Linked DNA regions of Homo sapiens: region 1 is linked to region 2. A link is a contact called in ENCODE Hi-C data. All regions are on one chromosome and are shown on one strand. Each heading gives the region's core, a stretch centred on a gene start or an enhancer-like site at or near the end of the contact. The rest is flanking DNA. Distances are from core to core; before and after follow the strand shown.

Evidence for each region. A loop is a pair of places that touch in the nucleus more often than their neighbours do. Pooled maps may share reads with other maps.
Region 1: a loop to region 2 is called in a map with no recorded cell type, with 8 times the contacts of the local background. The contact joins the enhancer-like site here to the promoter of EZH2 in region 2. A Hi-C loop is called at or near these places in 3 of 37 single-sample maps with no recorded cell type and 6 of 50 pooled maps.

What each region holds. Positions count from the first base shown.
Region 1 is chr7:151,636,091-151,640,081 of GRCh38, forward strand. The region is part of intron 4 of PRKAG2 (protein kinase AMP-activated non-catalytic subunit gamma 2); the gene reads right to left. Among named protein-coding and RNA genes, the nearest start is that of RHEB, 120 kb to the left of the region's middle. Within about 2 kb of position 1,826, at least 7 of the 41 ENCODE cell types and tissues checked have a DNase peak (open chromatin) inside an H3K27ac peak, as active enhancers do.
Region 2 is chr7:148,882,206-148,885,689 of GRCh38, forward strand. EZH2 (enhancer of zeste 2 polycomb repressive complex 2 subunit) reads right to left here and starts at 2,086. Exons shown (of 20, transcript NM_004456.5): 1 at 1,959-2,086. LOC124901767 (a long non-coding RNA gene) reads left to right here and starts at 2,984. Exons shown (of 2, transcript XR_007060579.1): 1 at 2,984-3,278. RefSeq lists silencers at 1,250-1,839, 2,000-2,369, 2,490-2,719 and an enhancer at 1,340-2,031.

The sequences.
Region 1 (3,991 bases), core at 576-3,075, 2.8 Mb after region 2:
TCCACCCGCCTCAGACTCCCAAAGTGCTGGGATTACAGGCATGAGCCACCGCGCCCAGCCAAAAAAATCTTTACTGAAATATAATTCACATACCATAAAATAACTCACCCATTTAAAGTGTGCAGCCCAGTGATTTTTGGAATATTCAGAATTGTGCAACTATCTAAGTTTACATTTTCATCATCCCAAAGAGACAGCTTGTACCCATTAGCAGTCACGTCCCATTACCTGCTCAACCCTCACACCCATCCCTAGGCAACTATTTCCTGTCTCTATGGATTTGCCGATGCTGGGTATTTCTCATCAATGGGATCATACAATAGGTGGTCTTTTGTGACTAGCTTCCGCTTAATGTCAGGGCCCATTCACATTGTAACACGGATCAGCACTTCATTTCTGTTGACTGCTGAACGATACTCTGTTGTGTGGACACACACACCTTGTTTATCCTTTCGTCAGCTGATGGGCACTCAGGTGGTTTCCACTTTTTGGCTGTGGTGAAAATGCTCCTATGGACATTCCTGTGCAAGTGTTTGTGTGGACATGTGTTTCATTTCATATATACAGGAGTGGAATTGCTGGGCCACAGGGTAACCCTATGTTTAATATATATATATTTTAAATTTAGTTTTGAAATGGAGTCTCACTCTGTCACCCAGGCTGGAGTGCAGTAGCGCGATTTCAGCTCACTGCAACCTCTGCCTCCTGGGTTCAAGTGATTCTCCTGCCTCAGCCTCCCGAGTAGCTGGGACTACAGGTGCGCACAACCATGCTCGGCTAATTTTCATATTTTTAGTAGAGATGGGGTTTCACCATGTTGGCCAGGTTGGTCTCGAACTCCTGACCTCAGGTGATCCACCCGCCTCAGCCTCCCAAAGTGCTGGGATTACAGGCATGAGCCACCACACCTGGCCTCTCTACATTTAATATTTTGAGGACCTGCTGAACTGTTTTCAAGGTGGCTGCACCATTTTACATTTTTACCAGCAATGTATGAGGATTCAAGTTTCTCCTGTACTGTTTAGTTTTGCAAGATGTTACCACTGCGGGGAACTAGGTAAAGGGTGCACAGGATCTCTCTGCATTATTTCTTACAACTATATGTGAATATACAATTATCTCAAAATAAAAAGTTTAATTTTTAAAAAAAGTTTTTTAAAAAAACTTGGAGTGAGCCAAGGTACACAGGAAGTATCTCTCGTTCTAAGTCTATGCTTTTGTCTCTTGCAATAATTTAAAAAAATTCTTACCGGTGTTTATGATAAGCACCATCAATTTCACCTGTAATCGTGAGGGGTTGTTTTTTGGGAGGCAGAAATGGGCAACAAATGGCAGTATGTACGTCAGGAGGACCGCAAAAGTGGTTCACAGACTGAAAAGACCTATAAACCATCACTACAGAAGTTGGTAGAGAGTAGAAATTCTAACAATTAATGTTTTATGCAACTCCACTTGATAATGAATGGGTGTACAGGAGTAGCCTAAAATAAAAATGTTTTTATGTAATATGCTAGTGGGATTGAATTTATTTCTACAGGTTTTTTACTTAGTAAGAAATCTTATGTTTTCTTCCTTAGAAAGGAGGCTACTCATGGAACAACAGAAAAAGTCATGAGGTTTTTTTTTTTTTTTTATAACACACTAAGTCAATTTCAGGAATTTGAGGGCTTTTACAGTTTAGGTATGTACATTAATGTGCACAGGGTCAAAAGACAGACGAATTTGTCAGCACACAGAACTTGAAGCTGGTGGTCGTCGTTGCCCTTTTATGGCAATGTTTTCTTAAAGTCTCAACAGACTTATGCCAGACTTAATTTTAGCTGTTTCAGGCAGGCAGGGAAAGCCGGGAGAAGAGGCGAAGGGAGGGGAAGGGCGTGGGCAATGTCATGCAAGCAAAGGGAAGGGGCGTGCACTTGTGACACCGACTCCTCTCTCAGTCCATCAGCATCAGGGATGTTTGATGTAGCAAAAACAGACCAAATCCACCACCCAAACCCTCCTGATAATCCAGACCGATCTCCCCAGGGAGAACAAAATGGGCCAACCATGGCAGGGAGGAACTGGGTTCTGCTAACAGCCTGGCACAGTTCCACCACAGGGAACATTTCCATTTATATCACATCAGCCAGTCTGAGGTTACTGGACTCTAGTGTGGTGGGAGGGAACAGAGGGACCCAAGTTGGACTTTATGGAGAGAATGCCTGAGAAACATGGAGCCATCACAAGTGTGACTTCTTGGTTGGTAAAAAATGCTAAATTATTATCCCGGCATGGTGGCTCATGCCTGTAATCCCAGCACTTTGGGAGGCCGAGGCGGGCGGATCACAAGGTCAGGAGATCGAGACCATCCTGGCCAACATGGTGAAAACCCCGTCTCTACTAAAAATACAAAAATTAGCCGGGCATGGTTGCGCACACCTGTAGTCCCAGCTACTCGGGAGGCTGAGGCAGGAGAATCGCTTGAACCCAGGAGGCGGAACTTGGAGTGAGCCAAGATTGCACCACTGCACTCCAGCTTGGCGACAGAGTGAGACTCTGTCTCAAAAAAAAAAGCTAAATTATTAAGTTGTGTCTTACATAATTGTGCCCAGGTGCAGCAAAACACTGTATTTTGAATGACTATCAGAAGGGAAAACTTCAGCCTGAAAACTTAATCATAAAACAATTGCCAAAAAAGCACTCCTTTACGCACAGAGGTCGGATATGAGTTTGCTCTGCCTCTTAAAAGAAGTCTTAAATAGCTCCTGCAAGAAATAAATCAACCTCAAATACTGGGTAAGGAGCTCCTGAATAATTTAGCATACAGAACTCTTAGTTTCTGTGCATCCTGCTGTCTTCCTTGAGCTCCACTCTGCTCTGCAAGGGCGTCCTCCAAAGAGTAAAGAACGACGTGAAACCCCCTGGATGCTGGACAGGAGCTGCACATGCACTCTGCTCCCGTTCCCACTGGGCATTCTCCAGGCAGCTCCAACCCACCACTGTGCCTGACATGTCCAGGTCTCAGTCCCAGCCCAGCCCTCTCCTGAGCTCCACACTGCCATCATCTCCACTGGAGTTTTCTACACCAACGCAGATGCACTTCATCTAAAACTGTGCCCCAGTCCTCTGGGTCTTGCCGTCTTGGTTTCTTTTGAGACAACCCACTTGTCTCCATCCCTGCTACACCTCCCCTGTTTCAGGCTTCCATTTTCTCAGGGTTGGCCAGCCGGGCAGCTTGAGCTCCTCCAGTCTTGCCCGCTTTCCAGTCTATTTCCTTCCGTGTAGCCAGAGTGCCTATGATGGTTAAATTTGAATCCAGTCATCTTGACTGGATTAAGGAACACCTAGACAACCGGTAAAGCATTATTTCTGGGTGTGTCCGTGCAGGAGTTTCCAGAGACTGGCATGTGGGTCAGTGGACTGAGTGGGGAAGATCTGCCTCCAGTGTGGGCGGGCGCCATCTAATTAGCTGGGGGCCTGGAGAGAACAATAAAGGTGACAGAGGATTTCCTTGCTCTTTCTCCTGGAGCTGGGACACTTTCCTCTTCCTGCTCTTGGGCATCAGAACTCCAGGCTCTCCTGCCTTGACACTGGGACTTAACAGCAGCAGCCCTCTGGTTTTCAGGCCTTTGGCCTTGGACTGAGAATTACGCCACTGGCTTCTCTAGTTCTGAGGCTTTCAGACTTGGACTGAGCCACGCTACCATTACCTGCATCCCAGGGACTCCAGCTTGGAGATGGCCTGTTGTGGGACTTCTCAGCCTCCATAATCCCATGAGGCAATTCCCCCAATAAATCCCCTCTCATCCATCTATCAGTCAGTCAATCAATCAATCAATCAATCATCTATTATCTATCTACCTACCTCCATCCGTTTCTATCATCTATCTATCACCTATTGGCTCTGTCTCTCTGAAGAACCCTGACTGATAAGAGTGACATTTTAAAAATGTAGTCTTGGCCAGGCACAGTGGCTCACATGTGTAATCCCAGCACTTTGGGAGGACGAGGC
Region 2 (3,484 bases), core at 836-3,335:
ATAAATTTATATTGCATTTATTTGTCTCCATTTTTATGAAACCTTAAGTTAGCAGATGCACATTAGATCTTTATCATATAGGACAGTGCAACCAGAAGAACGCCTATGTTTTTCTAACTTGTTTTCTTGGAATATATTCACTTTCCACAAAAACGAGAATTTAAGATGCAGTGTTCCTGTTTCCGGGAAACCTTAAATATTACATCACCCAACACACCTCCGAAAAGAGAGAACAAGACGCTTTATATCTATGACTAGAATCCTACCTATTCCTAACTTTAGAGACCATGAATAGAAAATTAAAATATATCTTAAATACTTGTTTTCCTGCAAATAAAATTACAAATAAACAAGTTAGGATTACACACTTGTACAGTATTCCTAAACATGAATTAGTTGCTAATGCTTATGAAGAGTAATAGAAAATAAACTCCAAAACCCCTAAAAGTATAAACTACATTCAATTGTGACAGCATTCGTGTTTTTCAAAGGTTTATTAAATGCTGTTTTATGATGACATCAAAACGCCACAAAATTAAACTAATAATAACTTGCTTGAACCCTAAAAAGCAAGCCTTTAAGTAAATAGCAAAGACACATTTTTATTTCCAAATGAATTTAAATGTTACAGATCCTGTGTGATAAAGGAAGTTTAACTGTGGACAGCACACGTTAAATTTCTTAGGCAACAAACATTTCTCCATGCAGTCTTTTCTGAATCACCAAAGCTATTGTTCACAGAAAACGAGACCAATTAATAAGAAACTGCTAACCGTATAATCTAAACACACATTTGTCATAGCCATTCTATTTTGATCACCTACTTCTACCACCTCATCCTCATTCAACCCGTCGGGATTTGGGGAATAATCTGGCTGAATGACAGTTGATTTCGTTAGCACCTGTCGCCATTCTCAGATGTATCACACAAGTTGGCCAAAACAGCTTGTAATGTTTAAGGATTACGATTCTTTAGAAAGTGGCAACTCACTAGGCGTTCACCAAGTTTTCCAAAAGATCGTGCTTCTCGATTCCTCCCGCTTTCAAAAAGTAACCCTGTGGCACAGATTTTTGGGGGGAACGGAAGGGGATGTACACAATGAAGTGGGAATTCAACAGGACGCCCTCCAGAAACACAATCAATAGAGAGCAGAGCAGCTCGACTCTTCCCTCAAACTTAGCATAAAGCCAGACCAGGCGGCGAGGGCAGCCCGCGACCGCCGGAGCTCAGGGGGATTTCGGGGTGCGTCGTGGGGAAACGTCAGAGGCGAAGCTACTCCGAGTTCCCCGCCGCGAACGTCGTCCCGCGAGCGCCGCGGCCCCAGCCCGGGGTCGGCGCGCCCGGGACCGGGGGCGTGCGCGAGGCGAGGGCCGAGCCCTGCCCACCCCGGCAGCGGCCCGCGCCTCCCCACGCCCCTCTCCCGCCCGCCGGCGGGCCCGGGTGTCATGCCCCTTCCCCTCGCGCCGAGCCCTCCGGAGACACAGTCCGTCCTTTGTCTGAGTGCGGACTCGGCGGCTGGGTCCCACCAACTTGTGTCTGTCCCGTCCCACCCGGGCGCTCCCGCCGCGGCCGCGCCACACAAAGGAGACTTGAGGCTCGAGCTGCCACCCTGGACCGGGCACCGGAACGCCCCGACCCCGGCCCCGGCGCCCCGGCCAGGACAAGCACCGGGAAAGGAGCCCCCCACACGCCCCCCGCCCCGCAGCTCCAGGGGTGTGCGCTGCCTCACTCGCAGGGTCCCGCGGGCCAGCCCGAAGCTCACAGCTCCTTCCGGGGAGGGGGGCTCTCCCCTCACCCTCCACCCCCCGCACGCCTACAAACGCGGCGCCCCGGTGAGCCCCGCTCGGCGATACCCGGGACCGGCACAGCAGTGGCGGGGAGGTCCTGGCGCCGCCGCCGCCGCCCGGTTCGCACTCCCGGAGCCCCGCCGGCCGGGCCGCCCGCAGCGGCGCGTTACCTTCGTCCCGCGCGCCGACTCGCGTTGTTCCCGCGCGTCGCCCCCGCGCGCCGCCGCCGCCGCCGCCGGGGCTCCACTGCCTTCTGAGTCCCACCGGGTGTCGGACGCGACCGGACCGAGCGCCAAACGCGGCAGCCCAATCGCCATCGCTTTTATTTGGCCCCCCCAGCCCAATCAAGCGCCGCCCCGATTGGCGGGACGCGAGGCGGGCGCCCGTCCAATCACAGGGCCCGCCGGGCTCGGAGGCGCCGAGCCAGCCCCACGCAGAGTGCGCTCAGGGCTCGTGGGCGGGCGGGCACTGGCAGCGCGTGCGCGCGCGGGCGGCGGCGGGGTTCGCTGTAAGGGACGCCACTGGCCGTGTGGAAGCGCCGCCGCCGTCTCTTTGTTCTTTCGCTGAACACACGGCGCCTCTCAGGAAGGCGGTGTGCAGGCACGCGGGGACCGGGAGACATCGCGGGGGCCCGGAGCCCGCCGCGGACGGGAGGCGGGGAGGATAGGTGGCGGGAACCGGCCGAAGGGCGGGACGAAGCGCCGGCGGCTCTTGGCGGGAACCGGCGCCGCAGAGTTCCCGGGCGGGGGAGGGGCGGGGCGGGTGCTGGAAGCCAAGTTTGAACCAGTTCAAAACTCGGGGGTGGTAACGGTTTTAACCGCCGCGCTCGTTTCCCCGCGCGCGGAGCCGAGGCCCGGGCTGGCCGCTCCTAGTGGTGCCCGGGGAGGGGAGGGCGCGGGCCCCGGAGGTCGGCTCAGCTGTGGCGCCGCGTTTGCCGGGAGACGCTCGCCCGGCCCGCGCGCTGCCGCCGGACCCGTTACTACTTTTTTTTTTTTCTCCTGAGACGGAGTTTCGCTCTGGTTGTCCAGGCTGGAGTGCAATGGCGCGATCTCGACTCACCGCAACCTCCGCCTTCCGGGTTCAAGCGATTCTCATGCCTCAGCCTCCCGAGTAGCTGGATTACAGGCATGCGCCACCACGCCCGGCTAATTTTCTATTTTTAGTAGAGACGGGTCTTGGTCAGGCTGGTCTCGAACTCCCGACTTCTGGTGATCCGCCCGCCTCGGCCTCCCAAAGTGCTGGGATTACAGGCGTGAGCCACCGCCGCCGACCCGGGCCCTGTTTGATTATGTCTGCTGCTGCCTTGGCCGTTTTTTCCCCCACCGCTGGACTTTGGCTGGCCGAGCTTGCAGTGCTTATCGCCCTAGAAACCTGTGAAAGGGCGACATTGCTGCCATTTCAGACCCTTCCACTGTTCGTAGTTCTAAGCACGTGTCAGTGTTAAAAATCCTTTATCAAGATGAGCACTGTTCACTTGCCGCCTCTGCAAAGTGTGAGGATATTTGCAAGGCGCGGTGGCTCACGCCTGTAATCCCAGCACTTTGGGAGGCCGAGGCGGGCGGATCATAAGGTCAGGAGATCGAGACCATCCTGGCTAATAACGGTGAAACCCCGTCTCTACTAAAAATACAAAAAATTAGCCGGGCGTGGTGGCGGGCGCCTGTAGTCCCAGCTACTCGGGAGGCTGAGGCAGGAG